2 separate regions of the Homo sapiens genome follow, and region 1 is linked to region 2. Evidence: read pairs that join two places in POLR2A ChIA-PET (ENCODE). Cell type or tissue: MCF 10A. All regions are shown on one strand. Links, peaks and the distances in the headings refer to the core of each region. The heading gives the core; the rest is flanking DNA. Region 1 overlaps LOC107985255 (a long non-coding RNA gene). Region 2 has its middle 80 kb from the start of LINC01717.

Region 1 (9,595 bases), core at 475-8,474, 72 kb before region 2:
GACTCCAATCAGGATTAATCTGAGCTACTCATGAAAGCTTTAAGTGTTCCAAGGAAGTTGAGTCAGAGGATTTTTAGCTGCAACTTGATTCAGCTAACCAGTTCCCTCGTGCCACACAAGGAACCAGGACCCTCCAGGCCATGCCTTTGGGAGGTGCCCCACATGGATAAACCCTTTTCTCTAACTGCCAACCCTTCCCAGTCCTACTTGTTTTCTTCTAATAAACCCTTCTAGAAGCTTTTGCTAATATCCACTGACTGTAGTCTTCACCCTGATGTTAATGGTAGGAGGTGGGATTGTTTTCTTCCTGGGGTTTTTCTGGTCTCAAAACGGAAGGATGTGAGTGAGTTTTTTTTTCTCATGGGACATATGAGAAAGATAGTGTTTCTTTCAACCTAAGCTTGGTCCTCCACCAGAAATTGCTCTTGCTAGATTTCTTCAGAATAAGGCAACACTCTCACCACATGAATATAAATTTTCTTCTAAAGACTCACAGTCTAGTCTCACATAGATGCATGCATTCCTTCTATTGAAATAATATTGCTCTATGTAAAATTATAATCCCATCTATATTTTTCCAAAGTAGCATATTGCTTCTTTCTTAGATTTATTATCCTTATATGGTTTCTATTATAGCTCAGAATGCCTCTGTCTAAGCCATCTTTGATGGTTGGTACTATCCCAAATAGTTGCTCTCTGCCTCAAATTTCTTCTCTGACTTGGGATGCAGGTGGATGATATGCTATCAGTTAATCCTGCTGCCTCTTTATTGGTAGTAATTGTGAAAGACAGAAGTGGAGGTTGGGAAAAGAGAAGGGAAATACAACGAAGATTGTTTTTTTAAATAAAAGAAGTAATAATTTTACAGTGCCTTGAGGCAGATAAAGAAAATTGAGTCAAATCATATCAGAAACTGGAGCCTGTACCCTTGTCTGGTAAAAAGCAAGAGGCTGTCTATAATTGAAGGGATGTTGCGGCCAGGTTATAGTGCTTTGATGGGTACTAATACATTCTGACATAGAGTTATCTTCTGAGGAGTTAAAGCCATATATATTCCTGTGCACTGGAAAGAGAATGGGAGTAAAGAATACATCCAGCATGCATGGAGGTTCTCCCAGCTTCACTAAGATAAATTAGATCACATAAGTCATCTGAGGCTTTTCCTACAGAAATAGGCCAGACAGTCAATCACTCCTTGTCTGTGACTACATTTGGGAGTTAGAAACTAACAACCATTAGTGTGCCATCCTTTGGCTTAGGCAAAAAGATAGCAAACTTCCATGTGAAACCAACCCCAAAATCTCACAGACTGGTTCTTTTTGATAAACATAGAAATTGACCTGTCTGGTCTTAAAGCTTGAAACTCATATTTGTTTTATCTGAGTTCCTTCCTCAGGAAAGGACCTTTGGGCCTCTCAAAGAAAGAATCAAAGAACTAAAACTCACCAGATCACCATATCCTGATAATGAGATGGGGACCCCTCATTCATCATGATTGCTTCCTTGCCCTCCCTGGTTCCTGTTTTCTTACATGTCGTTACATTTCTTCCCTGCTAATTAAAGCCCTAGTTTTAGTCAGTCGGGGAGATGGATTTGAGACTGAACTCCCATCTCCTTGTCTGCAGCACCTGAGAAAAGCCTTCTTCCTTGGCGATAACTTGTCATCACTGATTGGCTTCCTGTGCTGCAAGCAGCAGGACCTAGACTGAACCCCTAGTGTTTCAGTAACACATGCAAGGCTGGGGCTATGGTGAGACAAGGGAGATGCTTAGGGTGCATAACTGAAGGAGATCCTGTAAGAGTGAGTGAGTGAAATGGAGTATCTTCCTACTTTTTGCTTCCTAGGTATCTCACTTGCCTCACTTAAGTCTCAACTCTGCTTTTAAATATGGAAAAGAAATTTGCCCCATGGGCCAGGGACGCCTGTTAGCATCGATATAACCAAATGGATGTAACCTGTAAGTTTTATTTAGTTAACCCCTGGATTTGCCAATTAAGCTTCAGTTCCCTTTTTTAAAATATGAAATTGCTAATTTTATATGTTGGCATTAATTATGTAACACTTTAAGGTAGTAAGGCTTATATGTACTTGCCTCTGTGTAAAGGGACAATCAAACCTTGAGAAGAGGGACAGTGGAGGAAATGAATATTGAGCATCTACTAAGCAAGGCACCGTTATTAGTTGACTGGTCTAGCTGTTATTGCCTATCCCTTTGTCCTTTGACAACTAAAAAGGCTAAAAAAAATCAAATAGTTTTCCAACCTCCTTTGCAGACAAAGGTTACAGTGTAAGAAGCAATCTGCTAGGATCTCCTGGTACATGGCTACCAGATTTAGCAGAAAAAACAGAACACCCTATTAAATTTGAATTTCAGATAAGCCATGAATATTTAGTATAAGTATTTCCCAAATATTGCTTACAAAATATGTATTCTAAAAATGCCTTCATTGTTTATCTAAAATTCAAATTTAACTGAATGCCCTGTCTTTTATCTGGTAATCCTATTCGTGAATATATGTTTGCATAGCATGTAGCTCACAGCATCCCCTCTTCTTTCTGTCTTTTTTTTTTTTTTTTTTTTGAGACAGAGTCTCCTTCTGTCACCAGGCTGGAGTGCAGTGGCACAATCTCGGATCACTGCAACCTCCGCCTCCCGGGTTCAAGTGATTCTCCTGCCTCAGCCTCCCAAGAAGCTGGGACTACAGGTGCGCACCACCACACCCACCTAATTTTTGTATTTTTAGTAGAGATGGGGTTTCACCATGTTGGCCAGCATGGTCTTGATCTCTTGGCCTTGTGATCCACCCACCTCAGCCTCCCAAAGTGCTGGGTTTACAGGTGTGAGCCACTGTGCCCAGCCTCTGTCTTATACAAGGATTGTGATAGTCAAAGTGATCTCAGAGTTGCTGACTGTGCACTCACACATCATGAAGCCTCTGACTAAATATAAACATCATCCAAACTCTGGAGTACTTGCTTTGTGACAAAAATAAACCCTTTATAAGTTTAAGTTATTGTTAATAGTGTTTTTTACTACTGGGATACAAAGGCATTCTTAACTGACACCTTTATTCTGTGCCAAACATGTACTTTCTTTTTTTTTTTTTTTTTTTGTCTCACTCTGTTGCCCAGGCTAGAGTGCAGTGGCATGATCTCGGCTCACTGCAAGCTCCACCTCCCGGGTTCATGCCATTCTCCTGCCTCAGCCTCCCGAGTAGCTGGGACTACAGGTGCCTGCCACCACGCCCAGCTAAGTTTTTTCGTTTTTTTTCAGTAGAGATGGGGTTTCACCGTGTTAGCCAGGATGGTCTTGATCTCCTGACCTTGTGATCCGCCCGCCTTGGCCTCCCAAAGTGCTGGGATTACATGTGTGAGCCACCGCGCCCGGCCCAAACATGTACTTTCCTATACCTTACCTCATTTAAATATTTTAACCACTTTATGACATGGATGTTATTGTGCCTGTTTTCAGATAAGAAGAATGAAAATTCAAAGAAGCTAAGTACCTTTCTCAATGCCTCATAAAACTAATGGTTAATGTTTATTGTGTACTTAGTAGGTTCTGACACAGGTGGATGTGTTTACATGTATGCAATCACCTAATCCTCCTAACAGCTGTTAGAAAAGTACTACAATATTTGACAATTCTATAGATGAAGAAACAAGAGATTGTGAAATTTACTCAGTACAATGGAGCTGGGCTTCAACTCATATACTGGGGTTTAGCACCCTGCATTTCTAACTACAGTGCATACTGGCCAGAGAAAGAGGTGACATTCACACTAAGGCATAGGGTGCTAATGCCAGGGCTCCTGCCACTGTGTCTGCCTGGTTCCTGACCTGGATAAATGAGGAAGTACTGTATTTCCCTTCTAGATTTCCAAAAACCTTATCTCTTTAACCCTGATTGCTAAGTCTCCCTTTACTAATTTTTCCCTGTAGGTTCTAGGTTGCCCTACAATCTGACACAAATTCTGGCTTTAGGAAGGTGGCGTGAGGCACCTTTCCTCAGTTGCTCATAGGGTTGGCAGCAGGTGGCTTCTGATGTGCCAAGAACCTAGTCATTGGGTTCTCCTTGTTCTCAAAAAAATAGGTTCATGTGCCAAACCACCAAATCATCTGGGGAGCTTGGTTCCCCAGAGGCAGTTTCTTGCCCTTCCCTCTATCTTCTTATTTTACCCAGTGCAGATTTCCAGCCTACTGGGAACATTGTGATTTGCTTCCCTCATTCTTGCTAAGAGAAATACTCTGGTGTTTCCTCCCTACTTATGTTTTCTTTCTGTGGCTCAAATTAATTACCTCCTTGGGGAACCTACTTTCTAGACTCCCATCTCTGCCTAACTTGCCAAAGATAACAGATTAATGGCTGCACTCCCATGTGTTGCCTCTGGCTTAAGCCTGACCTCTGGGTCTACTTGTATTCCCACATTACTTCTGTCGGCCTGTCCTGCCTGTAGTCAAATTCCTTTTATGACAAATGAACACTTACCTCCTAGACTGCTTAGAGCTTGTTTTACCCTGGAACAGAGCTTAGGGTTTGCCATACTGCCCTTGGACAGCCTAAGAGCAAACATTTTATTTCAGGGGTATAGAGATAGGTTGTTTTATTCCTAAAACAATCCCCAAATTCAAGGATGGGTAAGTTTGTGCATTCTGCATTCTAAATGAGAGAATTGTTTATTCCACCTTGTTTCTTGGGTCACCATTTATTGAAATAACAATGACCTCAATGTTTTGAAATAGAAAAAATTACTGCTTTGCACAAACAGTATTTAATTTTTCATTTCTAAGAGAAGAATGTTCAGAGTGAGAGGAATTAAAGCTCCTTAATCTCATCTTTTAAAATCATATCAAACCATTTACATATCCAGGCTCTTTTCAATTTCCGTCTGAGGTCATCTCTGCTTATCATTTTCTGTGCTCTCTATAGATAGAAGTTTACGGTCTTCCTTTTCATAATCAGGTGTGTGGTGCTCAAGTATGGACAGGGGAGTCTAAGGTGGGAAACTATTATCTCCTTTGTTCTTTAACTACTCTCTGTGTGCCCCTGTTTGTAAATATATAGAACCATGGAACACACAAGTCAAATTGAAGGCCTTTAGAAAATGCTTTCTTGATTTTATCTCATTTCCTAGCAAAGCAATTGGTAATACCATTTTAGAAGTAAATAAGGTTTGATTGCAGATGAAACATCTTTACCCAGGCACTATTTTCCCTTCCTAGAATACGTAAACGTTGACTTCCCTGGTTGTAACTGAACCCCTTCATCTAATCATAAAGTTTTTTTTATGCAATGTGCTAGCCCTGTGGATTTAAGCCTAAGCACTGAGGGAACTCAAGATGGGTATAGACTTTCTGAAATACATTTTCACAGAGAACTATAATCCATCTTCCAGAAGAGCCAGAGATTCCAAATTTCCTCCTTTATTATAAAGTCTCCAGATAAGACTATTATTCTAAAGAAAATCATAGTACTTTGTATATTGTTACCAATAAAGGGGTAAAGCTTACTAATTTTTAATTTCCTTAGCACTTTCTCTCTAAATGAGGAACAGATTGTGGAAGGAAAATTTTGATAATCATAGTTGGTTGCTAGCTGCTTTGTTAGCACAATCTATTCCTGAGATTTTATGAGATCTGGCTTACGAAGCACTGGTTGATAAATGATTCAATATTTAACCATGATTTACCTGTACCATGTGGAGGAAAATTATGCTGATGGAGCTGAAATCACTGGAACTGAGATTTTTACATCCCATAGAATATGTCAACATAGCGTTTAGTGTGAATCGCTCACTTGGGACATAAAGTGCTCCTCTTTTTAGGATCCAGGATTACATCTCAATATAAATGGCTGATGGAAGTAAACAAAATGAGCCCAGTGCACTGCCTGGTGACATGTGGTAATAAAGATCAGCAATGAGGGATGGAAAGGCTCCCTTGCCATCTCTAGATGTCAAAGAAGTAAATTTTAAACTCTGTGGGTGGTATCAGTCTGGAAAATAGAGGAACATTCAAGCCATATGGAAATCAATACAGCTTCATGAAAGGAAAGATGAAAACCAGTTTTGCCTCTTTAAAGGAATGACTACAGAGGGAGCATGGTACCTGGACTCCTCCCTGGGGCCTCACTTTCCTGTATATTTATTTGAACCTTTTCTTCATCTAAATCAATGTGATCCAATCTGTTACAATCTAGGAGATTTCAGTCTGAGACTTCCTGGAAAGGCAATACCAATGCAGAGTTGATTAAAATTAGTACAGAGAGTAAGCAGACTAACACAATATTTACAATATTCTATCTAGTATTCTAAAGAAAGCACATGAGCACAACCAAATATGGTAAAAGTTTTATATTGAGAATGGGGAGGGTGGTAGATCATCAGTTCCTCTTCTGGCAGATCAGGATTTTTTTTATTTTGCTGGAAAATAAGCTCTGTGTAGGCAGGATCACTGGCATACCTTTGTCCCTTCCACCACTTCTGACCCAAAGTAGGTTTTAAATATATATGTTTAAATAGAAAGATAGATGATGGATAGATAGATAGATAGATAGATAGATAGATAGATAGATAGATAGATAGATTTGGTCTGGCTTCTTAGGAAATTTCAGAAGCAGTATAAAATTTGGAAGAGAAATATCTTAAGGGGAAAAACAAGGTGAAATGGGAAATGGTAGCAATCTTACTATACGATAAGCTGGGAAAAAAGGTCAAGGGGTCTGATTTCCATTCCCATTATAGGAATCCTCAATCCCTGACTGTGCCTGGGCCACTATTCTGACTTAAGACCAAGATACTCTCCTGTGTCTCATTAACCTGATGCATCTATGGCCAAAAGCAAAATCTGGCATTGCTTTATTCATTTTTTATACATTCCCATCAAGTTAACCAGATTTGTAGTCACAGCCAATAAATACACCATACACTGGCCTTTCTCAAGGCCCGAGGCATTTTACTTGGTGTCCAGGCCAAGAATTAAAATAAAATGTCAAGCCCCTTAAACGAATTCTGGGTCTTGCAGTTAGGCTAGCAAATAACATTATTCTTGTAGAATCCAGCAAGTGCCAAGGTCCTTATCCTAAAAATCTGATGACTTTGGATTTAGATAAAGGTCTGAGTTTCCTAAAGGTGATATAAGCAATACCATCCAAGATGTTTTGCCGCTATTGTCTCTAGCTTATTTGAGACTATTTTTCTTAAACTTTACGAGATGGTAGACAGCTTGAAAATCATAGTATTCTTTGCATAACACATGAAATATGGATGTATTTAATTCCAGCATTTGAACTAGGAACAATTTTACTAGCAGAAAATGACTATATTATAGGTATGCAACGTGAAATCACAACACATGTGCATGCAAAAAACAAGCTCTTGAGAGAAGCACGATCTGTTGTTTCTGAGTTTTGCCATTAATATTCATTGGCTGCTTGTTCATTTGTTTTGTTGTCTGCCTCACAGACAAGCAGTAGAAAGCACCAAAGCTTTTAGAAAAATTTATGGGAGAAAAATTTAAAATTGAAAACATTCTATCCATTAAGTTATTATTTTCTCTAAATTGGCAAGACTGCCATTATTCAATTTCAGCAATGAAAATCCTTGGAACAGCATGTGGCACATCAATGATCTTTGGGAAAGTAGTTTGAGAATTAAAGATAGGAATTGGGATAATGTAGGTTAAAAATTTGAAACTCTGGGTCGAACTCACCTTGCTTGAGTCCTGGCTGTATCCATTACTAGCTGCGTGTATGCATGTCATTTAACCATTCTTTGCTAAACCTTTCTCCTCTGAGAAATGGTTATAATGGCAACATCTTAGAATTGTGTTAGTGCTAAGTGAGATTGTATATCATTGTGGACTTTGTGATTTTGAGCAAAAAAAATTTGGGCTAAATTAAGCAAAAATTAATTTGCTGGAAAGACATTAAGGCTCTATACAATCCAGGAGATACCCAAGAATCAGGCATGGAAATGGGACTGAAGCAAAGCAGTTCTGCAGGCCTAGAAGCACAAACATTTCCAATAGCTTTGTAACGTAACTCTAGTGTGATCATGCTCGATCAAATGGAATAGAACTCTACCACTGTTAGCCTCTTTGATTCTCTGATCGTGTTTGAAGTATCAGAGAGGGAACATCCAATTAGCCTAGATTGATTCATGAGGTCACTTCCTTATTAGGAGTAAGGGGCATCTCTGATTACAGTATCCCCATAAGACTATATTCAGTGAGGAAGAGGTATTCACATGAATAAAAATGGGTATTATTGGAAAGGAGAAATGAAAACCAAATATTCCAAAACATGCATGTCTTTTACAGATGAAGTATGTAGACTGCTTGATACCTAGTAGGTAGTCAGTATACTTTATTTAATTAATTTATTTATTTGACAGGGTCTTGCTCTGCCACCCAATATGGAGTGCAGTGGCAGGATCATGGCTCACTGCAGCTGCAACTTCCTGAGCTCAAGCAATCCTCCCACCTCGGCCTTCAGAGCAGCTGGGCCACAGGCACATGCCACTACACCCGGCTAATTTTTGTATTTTTAGTAGAGATGGGGTTTTGCCATATTGCCCAGGCTGGTTTCAAATTCGTGGGTTCAAGCGATCCACCCACTTCAGCCTCCCAAAGTGCCAGGATTACAGGTGTGAACCACCATGCTGGTACTCAGTATATTTAGTCTCACCTTCTGACCTCATTTAAGGCAATCAGATGTTTCACACTAGGTGGAGCTGACTTTGAGTTCTAGGCATTAACTTGTAGTGTTTTGATATTAGCCTAGTAATTTTTAAGAGTCTCAGAAGTCCAGATCGCAGTCATTTTTCATTTCTTTGGAATGAGAACACATTATTCACTCACAAAGGAACTTTGGATAGCAACTCCTTCAACAAGGATGCAAGGGCTTCCAAAGATGCAGTTTCTCAAAACTAGGGTCCATAGAGTTAGCTGAGATAAAGTATCTCAGTCCAATTAACTTTTTTGATGGCATCCAAGGACCTATGGCTAGATACATCATTGTTTCCAAAATATTCTTGATGATCTACATTTGGGAACTTTTTAAAAGAAAATTAGTTATATGGCCACATTTTTGTTCACTAAATTATGCATCCTAGGATAGATCTTTTCAGAATAAGCATGGCCAAAAAAAACTTGTACCCTCTTTTATCTCTGCTGACTATAGACTAAATCTACAAATATCCAAAGGAGTTTGGCAAATTCAAACAATCATGATAATTTCACTGTCTCTCCTGGAGTGACTGGGAAAACTCATTTTGTGGGCATATTTTCATTGCTGACTGGACTTTAACAGTTTACTTTTATCCTCTGTTGCTTCTTGCTAAGCCTGGTTATTTTGTTTGGTAAACCATAGTTGAACTTCATTCTTATATATAAGTGCACCTTCAAAGGGAACTTCCTAACTGGACCCCTTTGAAACTCCAACAACCTATATTCTGTTGTCAACATTTTAAACTAGCTTAATCCCTCATTTTCTCCCACTTGTAATTCAGGTAACACCGTGGGAGGAATCCTTCTTGTAGTGAACTATACCTTTTTCCTATTTCACCTTTGTGACCAAATTCACTACATCACCTC
Region 2 (9,595 bases), core at 731-8,730:
TCTACCTAAAGGTACCAGGATTTTACAATGGCAGAAGCGGTGCCCCATGCTTCTGCTCTCCCTACAAGTGAATCCTTCCCCGACCCCAGGTCGGCATCTCTCTCTTACTGATTTCCCATCTGCATACCAATTGTTTCTCATGTCAGCTACTTCCAGACACCAGACCCTCATGCCAGAACTCTTCACTTTACTGGACGTCCTGATATTAATAATAACAGCAATGATGATAATAGTAATAACAATAAACATTTGTCATGTATTTATTATGTATAATGCTCTGAGCCAATATTTCATAGATATATTATTTAATCCATACAGCAATATTCTTGTCTATGCATGTGAGAACCAAAATTCAGAAGGGTTAAATAACTCATCGAATGTCATACAGTTGCTAATAGGAGCTGCTTAAACTCGAGCCTAGTGTGTCTAGTTGAAAGCTGGGTACAATTAATGCTATTCTGTCTCTCTGTGTTCACTTCCTGCTGCGGCTGTGTCCACACACCCTAGGCCACGTTTCACTTGCGTGACTATTTACTCCCTAGTATGCCCCTAACTTGGGCCTTGAAGTATCATCCCACCTCAGAGCCTGTGTCCAGTCTGTAAGTCCAGTCTGTCCATGTTTTGCCTATGCCACTGCCTCCTCACGTCTAAGCTCATAATCTGCTAACAGTGAGCTCATCCCTCTAGGCCAAAGGTTCTTACCAGGAGTTATTTTGCTTCTCAGGACACCTTTGGCAGTGTCTAGGGGCACTTTAGTTTGTCACAACTGCGAAATGGGGAACTATTGCTTTCTAGTGGGTAGAGGACACAGGGGTGCTGTTAAATATCCTACAGTGCACAGGACAGCCACCACAACAAGGATTATCCAGCCCAGAATGTCAGTAGTGTTGAGGCTGTGAAACGATGATCTAGGCAACAAGTATTTATTGAGTATTTACCATGTGCCACCCACTGTGCTAGGTATGGGGAATAAAAAGTAGACATCGTCCGGGCTTGGTGGCTCATGCCTGTGATCCCAGCACTTTGGGAGGTCGAGACAGGCAGATCATGAGGTCAAGAGATCGAGACCATCCTGGCCAACATGGTGAAACCCCATCTCTACTAAAAATACAAACATTAGCTAGGTGTGGTGGCACGCGCTTGTAGTCCCAGCTACTCGGGAGGCTGAGGCAGGAGAATCGCTTGAACCCAGGAGACAGAGGTTGCAGTGAGCCGAGATCACACCACTGCACTCCAGCCTGGCGATAGAGTGAGACTTCATCTCAAAAAAAAAAAAAAAAATGTAAACATAATGCCTGCTAATGGGGAATAGAGATGAGTAAACAGGTAATTACCAAGCAGTCGGGAAGGAGCTTTTTCACCATTGAGGCTACTCAGGGGACCACAGTAGTACCAAGAAATGGGACTGACTCAGACTTAAAGAATCAAGAAAGGCTTCCCTGAGTAAATGACTTGTGAGCAGAGATCTACAGGGTGACTGGTAAAATGTGAGTGATGAATGTGGTGAGGAGAAGATGAATACAGGAAGGGAAGAATTAGAGACAAACACACCCGAAAGGTTCCTGAAATGGAAGAGAATGTGGTATGTTTTAAGAATTGAAGGCATTTCATTATAACAAGAACAAAAATGTGGTGGGGGCAGGGGGAGTTGTAGCAAGATTCCTGGATAACAAGCTGGTACCATATCACAATGGGCCTGATAAACCCTCGTAAGGATGATGGACTGTTTCCTAAAGGCAATGTTAAAACATCGCCAGCTTTTAAGCAAGAGGGTGGTGTAATCATAGTTACAATTTCAAAGGCCATTGTGTCTTCAGTGTGGAGGACGTATTGGAGAAGAGAGACAGGCAGGGCAGGAAGAACTATGTTAGACATCCTATTAACTCTTGCCTCCTCGGAGATATTGCTCCACCGATATCTAGTATTTAGGAGGCACTTACATTCATCCAGGCAAGAGATGGCAGTTGGTTAGACTGAGATTGAAAGTGTAGGTGGGTTCAGATAATGTCAAAGGGGAGAGCTGGCCAGCCTCGATGATTACCTGGGTATGGGAAGAGGTGGAGAAGGCGAGAGAGGAATCCAAGACTAGGGCCAGGATCACAACTTCTTTGTTCACCACTTATTTCTTGCATATAGAACAGTGCCTAGCAGGTGGGAGGCACTCCATAAGTATTTGTTGGTGTTATCATCTGCAAATTATGTTATTGGAGAAACTAGGTACAAGCAGCACCCCTGAGAAAGCAATACACAGGACTAGGAACAGATTGGGAGATAGGAAGGGGGAGGAGGATTTGGGGCATGCATACATTGACTTTAAAGTGTCCGTGGAGACACTTTGGATACTAGAGACTAGAGCTCAAGAGAAAATGATCTAAGTTGCAAATAAAGATCAGAGAGTCATCAGCAAAGATGAAACCCTGTAAGTAGATGAATAACTCAGGAAGAGAGTTGCACGAGTAGAGGAAAGCCCAGAGAAGACAACTGAGGAACAACCAGATATAAGGAGTAGGAAAAGGAAGACAGATCTCAAAGCCATGAAAAAAGAGTGCCTAGAAAGGTGCTGTGCAGCTTACTGGGGTATAAGAGTGAGTAGGGTGAAGAAAGAAAATGCAGCATATTTCAATACTAAATTTGCAGGCAAGATGGAAAGGAAATATTACGGGGGTGTCTGAAGGATGGGGGGCTAAAGAAAGACTCATTTTAAGACATTAAAATCTTGAGTATCTGTTAATGGAAATGGATAAGAGCCACAGAACACTAGATACTAGATATTGGTGGAGCAACATCTCTGAGGAGGTGAGTCAATAGGATGCCCAACATAGCAGGAGGTAAGAACGCTGAGCAGGCGAAGAGGCACCTCATTATTTGCAACCAACCAAAAGACAGGCAGAGAAAACAGGCAGAAACTCACATAGATAGGTCTGCTGGCAGGAAGCTGAGCGGCTTCTGGTGTTTTGTGCATTACACAATTGCTTATGTAATTCCTGTGATATTGTAAAGGGAGAACAAAAGTATTCCACATTGAACTCCTGGTCCACTTTCAGGAACCGCACTAGTTTCTGAGAGCATCACCTCCATTTCATAAAGATCAATAACACAGTGAATCAGCAACAATGATCATTGAAATCTAGAAGACTTACAGATTTCTTTTTCCTTTAGTTATTTTTCACATCCCTGAATAGAAAGGTTACAAGCAGAGGCTGCGAAAGCTGAACAGCTGGATAAAGACTGCATGATAAGGAGCAGTGGTTCTCAAAGTGTGGTCCCTGAACCAGCAGCATCAGCATTACCTGGGGACTTGCCAGGCATACAAATGTTTGTGTCCCATCCAAGACTTGCTGACTCAGAAACTCTGGAGGTGGAGCTTTGTATTAATCTCTCAGGTTTTCTGTAGCTAATTGCCACGAACGCAGTGGCTTAAAACAACAGAAATGTATTGTCTCAGTTCTAGAGGCTGGAAGTCTGAGATCAAGGTGTCAGCAGGCCATGTTTCCTCTGAAAACATCAGGGGGCATCCTTGCTTGCCTCGTCCAGCTTCTGGTGGTTCCAGATGTTGCTTGGTTTATGACAGCATAATGTCAATATCTGCCTCCATCTCCACCTGGCCTTCTCCTCCATGTCTCTTCGTCTCAAGTCTCCCTTGGCTTTTCTTTTACAAAGATACTTGTCACTGGAGTAAGGGCTCATCCTAAATTCACTATGGTTTTATCTCAAGATCCTTAATTATATCTACAAAGACTCTTTTTCCAATAAGGTCAAATTTACAAGTTCTAGGGGTTAGGACTTGCACATATATTTTTAGGGGCCATTATTCCACCCACTACGATTGTAGTACTCTGGGTATTTTCTGTTTTGTTTTCTGAGGTGACATTTTGCTATGTTGCCGAGGCTGGAGTGCAGTGGTTCTCAACCCTGGCTGCACAGTGGAATCACCTGGAGGGATCTTTTTAAATTCCTAAAAAGTTAAACACAAATTTTTTAGCATGGAACCCAAAATTCCCCAAGTGATCCCAATGTCAGTCAAGTTTGAGAACCACTGGTATAAAGGAAAGAATATTAGCGGAGGAGTTAGACAAGCCTCAGTTCCAAAGCTGCCTCTTTGTCTTATCAGCAGAGCCTGCTCTTCTGTAAAATAGAGATAAGCATACCTACCTCATATGATTATGTTACTTTTTGTGAAGATTAAACAAAATCCTCCATGTTAAGCACTGGGATTTTTAGCCATGTTATATGCTGTATGTCTTCAGGGCTTCATTCACCCATTAGCCTGGTGATTGAAGCATTCAAAATGACTTTCTGCTGAGAATCTTGGTTCTGCCTGTGGCATTCTCTCAGCTCACCTGATGACAGGTGGAATGGCTTCCTTTTAGGTATTCTCCTTGCAGGCCCCTCAGCTTTCAGAAAGGAAGTTATTCCTGCATGCCCCAGCTCAATGTCCTCTTATGTCATAAGAATTTCTATTTAATTGGCCACACAGAATATCTGGGTTTTAGTTATTTTCCAGGAAGAATCATTTTGAACTCATACTCACTCACTATTTATTAAACATTCTGTCGAGCAAAATACTTTCCGGGAAGATGGCTTAAAATATTGAAGACATTCTAACTTCCAGACAATTTAAGCTTTTTCATTCAAAAAAGGAAAAGAAAAAAATAAGAAAATAGTATTGCTTATCTAGCATCTAAATATCAGGGACTAGAGATATTGTGATAGTTTCAGTTGTCATGTAGCTTGGAGTCTAGTCAGGAAGACAAAAAAAAAAAAATCAAGTCATACCACAAACACATGAGAAATCGCAACCTTGGCAAATGCTGTGAAGGAAGCTTACATGATGCTATGAACCTCTAACAAGTTCAGACAGAGTCAGGGAGGTTAAGGTGGCTCTCCCACAGATGAGGGTTAAGCTGAGATGTCAAGAATGACTAGGAATTAACCATGGGGAGGTAGAGGGGGAGCATTGCAGACAAAAGGAATTGCAAGCTCAAAAAAGCTCTGTGGCAAGAGTGTATTCTTTTTGCTCCAATGTTCTTTGCTTCTTGCCTTTCCTTCCTTTTCCTTGTTACTTCATGGTCTCAAAATGGCTACCACAGCTCCAGACATGGAGTCCACATTCAAGTAGAAAAAAGGGAAAGGAGAGCAACACTAGCTCTATCTGTCCCTTTTATCAGAAGTCAAAATCTTTTCTAGAAGTCCCCCAGCAGGCTTCCCTTTTATATCACTGGCCAGAAAGAGGGCAAATGCTCATACTTAAGTCAATCCTTGGCAAAGAAGAATAGATCAACATGATTCGTCTAAATCAGGAGATCTCTTCCTTTTATTCCAAGGTGAAATATGACTTTTCTAAGCAAAGATGCTGTTGCTGCAGGGATGCTATTGTAGGCTCTTAAAAGTGTCTACCACTGTGGCTATGGCAGTAGTCCAAACACAAGATGGGGTGATATTTAGGAAGTTACAACAGCAGAGCTCATGATTCATTTACCACGAGGATAAGAAAGCAGAATCATCCTATGCAGCAAGTCACCACATGAGCTCAGGTAAGGAGTATGGCTCTGCCAAAAGCAGAGTTTCTGAACTTAGGCTTAGTGATATTTTGGACTGTATAATTCTTTGCTGTGAGTGGCTATCAAGTGCACTGTAGGATGTTCAACAGTCTCCCTGACCGCTACCCACTCAATGCCAGTAGCATCTGCCCAGCAGTGACCAAGTCTCCAGTCTTTGCCAAATGTTCCCTGGAAGAAAAGTCATCCCCTATTGTAAACCACAGCCTTAGAGAATTCCTCCTACTGAATATGACTATGAGTAATATAATGACAGGGCAGGGCTAGTGGGAGGCAAGGGAGGTACCCAGGGCACAGAATTTCAGTAGGCACTTGCACAACCCTGACAGTGGATGTCTCCTTAAATTTTGTGCCTTCAGAGCCTCACTGGGCTCTCCCAATATCTGACGGTGTAGTAGTAGCCCATATTTCAACAAAAATAAACATTCTACTTGTTGTTTCTTGTTCAAGGATGTGTTAAAGACATTGCCCTTTATGAAACACAGAGTTCTGTTTATGAGAAAACCCAGGAGAGCTCCTGCCCATTTTTTGTCCAGAGAAGAGACATGTTTTTCCTAAGCCACTAATTTGCTTTTATCTGATGAATGTTGTAAATGGTGTAATCTTTTGTTTTCCTTTTTGCATTGATTGTTATTAAGTTGTTTCCCCCTTTTTTGTGACATTGGCTCCTATAGAACTTGAAAACCAAATTTGTGGCTTACTTCAAGTTTGTAGAATATTCATTCTAGCCTTATTCCTGACTATATTTTAAGTTCCTGCCTTTGTTTTTCATTTCCATTTTGACTCAGTTTTTATTGGTGTTATTTTACATTTGATGTATTCTTATAAAATACCTTAAATATGTTTGAAACTAATATCATCAAGTACCCAGCATGGGGCCTGGCACGCAGAAGACATTTGATACATAGAAGTTTCCTTTCTTCATGTTGAGATAGAAAAGTGAGGCACTGCGTGGGACAGCTGTTTGTAATGGCCAAGTGCTCTAGAAGTGTAAGAGTAAAGGCTTCCAATAAAATCCAACACTGTTTTATTTTTTAAAAGTCTAGTAAACTAGGTATTGAAGGAACATACCTAAAAATAATAACAGCCATGTATGACAAACCCACAGCCAACATCATACTGAATGAGCAAAATCTGGAAGCATTTCACTTGAAAACCAGCACAAGGCAAGGATGCCCTCTCTCACCACTCCTATTCAACATAGTATTGGAAGTCCTGACCAGAGCAATCAGGCAAGAGAAAGAAATAAAGGGACTGGGTGTGGTGGCTTATGCCTGTAATCCCAGTACTTTGGGAGACCGAGGCGGGCAGATAACGTGAGGTCATGAGTTCGAGACTAGCCTGGCCAACATGGTGAAAGCCTGTCTTTACTAAAAATATAAAAAATTAGCCAGATGTGGTGGCATGCACCTGTAATCCCAGCTACTTGGGAGGCTGAGGCAGGAGAATCGCTTGAACCCAGGAGGCGGAGGTTGCAGTGAGCTGAGATCATGCCACTGCACTCGAGCCTGAGAGACAGAGTGAGATTCCATCTCAAAAAAAAAAAAAAAAAAGAAAAAGAAAAAGAAATAAAGGGCATCCAAATAGGAAGAGAGAAACTCAAACTATCCCTGTTTGTAGATGACATGATTCTATATCTAGAAAACCCCATAGCCTCGGCTCAAAAGCTCCTTCAGCTGATAAACAACTTCAGCAAATTTCAGCATACAAAATTAATGTACAAAAATCACTAGCATTCCTATACACCAACAGCCAAGCCAAGATCCGAATCAGGAAGGCAATCCCATTCACAATTTCTACAAAAATAATAAAGTACCTAGAAATATAGCTAACCATTGAAATCCTTACAATGAGAATTACAAAACACTGCTTAAAGAAATCAGAGAAGACACAAACAAATGGAAAAACATCTGATGCTCATGAATAGGAAGAATCAATGTCATTGTAATGGCCATACTGCCCAAAGCAATTTACAGATTCAATGCTATTTCTATCAAACTACCAAAGACATTCTTCACAGAAATAGAGAAAAATGATTTTAAATTCCTATGGAACCAAAAAAAAGCCTGCATAGCCAAGGCAATCCTAAGCAAAAAGAATAAAGCTGGAAGCATCACATTACTTTACTTCAAACTATACTACAGGGCTACAGTAACCAAAACAGCATGGTACTGGTACAAAAACAGACACATAGACCAATGGAACAGTACAGAGAACCCAGAAATGAGGCCACACACCTACAACTATCTGATCTTTGACAAAGGTGACCAAAAAAAGCAATGGAGAAAGGACCCCCTATTCAATAAATGGTGCTGGGGATAACTGGCTAGCCATATACAGAAGATTGAAGCTGGACCCCTTCCTTACACCATATATGAAAGTCAACTCAAGATGGATTAAAGACTTAAATGGAAAACCCAAAACTATAAAAACTGTGGAAGACAACCTAGGCAATATCATCTTGGACATAGGAACTGGCAAAGAATTCATGACACAGACACCAAAAGCAATTGCAACAAAAGCAAATATTGACAAATGGGATCTAATTAAACTTAAGAGCTTCTGCACCACACACACGCAAAAAACTATCAACAGAGGAAACAGACAACCTACAGAATGGGGAAAATTATTGCAATCTCTTCATCTGACAAAGGTCTAATATCCAGAGTCTACAAAGAACTTAAACAAATTTACAAGAGAAAAACAAAGAAACCCACTAAAAAGTGGGCAAAGGACATGAACAAACATTTTTCAAAAGAAGACATACATACAGCCAACAAACCTATGAAAAAAAGCTCAATATCACTGATCATTAGAGAAATGCAAATCAAAACCACAATGAGTTACAACCTCACACCAGTCAGAATGGCTATTATTAAAAAGTCAAAAATAACAGATGCTGGCAAGATTGTGGAGAAAAGGGACCACTTATACACTGTTGGTGGGAGTATAAGTTAGTTCATCCATTGTGGAAAGCAGTGTGTCAAGTCCTCAAAGAGCTGAAAGCAGAGCTACCATTCAACTCACCAATCCAATTACTGGGTATATACCCAGAGGAATAGAAATCCATTCTACCATAAAGATACATGCACAAGAATGTTCATCACAGCACCATTCACAATAGCAAAGACATAGAATCAACCTAAATGCCCATCAATGACCAATCGGGTAAAGAAAATGAGGTACATATACACCATGGAATACCATGCAGCCATATAAAGGAATGAGATCCTGGCCGGGTGTGGTGGCTCACGCCTGTAATCCCAGCACTTTGGGAGGCGGAGGTGGGTGGATCCTAAGGTCAGGAGATCGAGACCATCCTGGCTAATGAGGTGAAACCCTGTCTCTACTAAAAATACAAAAAATTAGCCAGGTGTGGTGGTGGGCACCTGTAGTCCCAGCTACTTGGGAGGCTGAGGCAGGAGAATGGCCTGAACCCAGGAGACAGAGCTTGCAGTGAGCCGAGATCGCACCACTGCACTCCAGCCTGGGCGACAGAGCAAGGCTCCATCCCCACCACCCCCCCCAAAAAAAAAGAGGAATGAGATCCTGTCTTTTAGGTAACATGGGTGGAGCTGGAGGCTATTATCGTTAGCAAAGTAATGCAGGAATAGAAACCCAAATACCACATGTTCTTACTTACAAGTGGGGGTGAAATGATGAAAACTCATGAACACAAAGAAGGGAACTACCGACACTGGGGTCTACTTGAGGGCGGTGGGTGGGAGGAGGGAGAGGAGCAGAATGATAACCACTGGGTACTGGGTTCACCACCTGGGTGATGAAATAATATGTACAACAAACCCCCGTGACACATGTTTACCTCTGTAACAAACCTTCACATGTACCCCCAAACCTAAAATAAATGTGTTTAAAAAAAAAACCAAAAACAGTAACATTTGGGATGAGAGTGGTTTCTGAGAGTAGTTGCTACAAGCAACTTGCAGCAAAGATTTTAAAAGTGCATCCACTTCTCCAGGAAAATAACATCTAGTGGTAGATTTTTGACCTGTGTCTTTGTTGATCTAAGTTCTCAG

Evidence for each region. Peaks named below come from ENCODE experiments on the same cell type or tissue, not always from the same donor. Only the 100,000 strongest peaks of a DNase experiment are listed, where the experiment ranks them.
Region 1: POLR2A ChIA-PET joins it to region 2 with 21 read pairs; 3 of 35 experiments call an interaction of 5 or more read pairs at or near these places.

What each region holds. Positions count from the first base shown.
Region 1 is chr1:208,875,390-208,884,984 of GRCh38, reverse strand. The region is part of intron 1 of LOC107985255 (a long non-coding RNA gene); the gene reads left to right. Among named protein-coding and RNA genes, the nearest start is that of LINC01774, 92 kb to the left of the region's middle. In MCF 10A, for the core only: no CTCF peak of the experiment used is centred there; DNase peaks (open chromatin) are centred at 4,084 and 4,354.
Region 2 is chr1:208,803,807-208,813,401 of GRCh38, reverse strand. No RefSeq gene overlaps it. Among named protein-coding and RNA genes, the nearest start is that of LINC01717, 80 kb to the right of the region's middle. In MCF 10A, for the core only: no CTCF peak of the experiment used is centred there; DNase peaks (open chromatin) are centred at 3,331, 4,861, 5,461 and 5,811.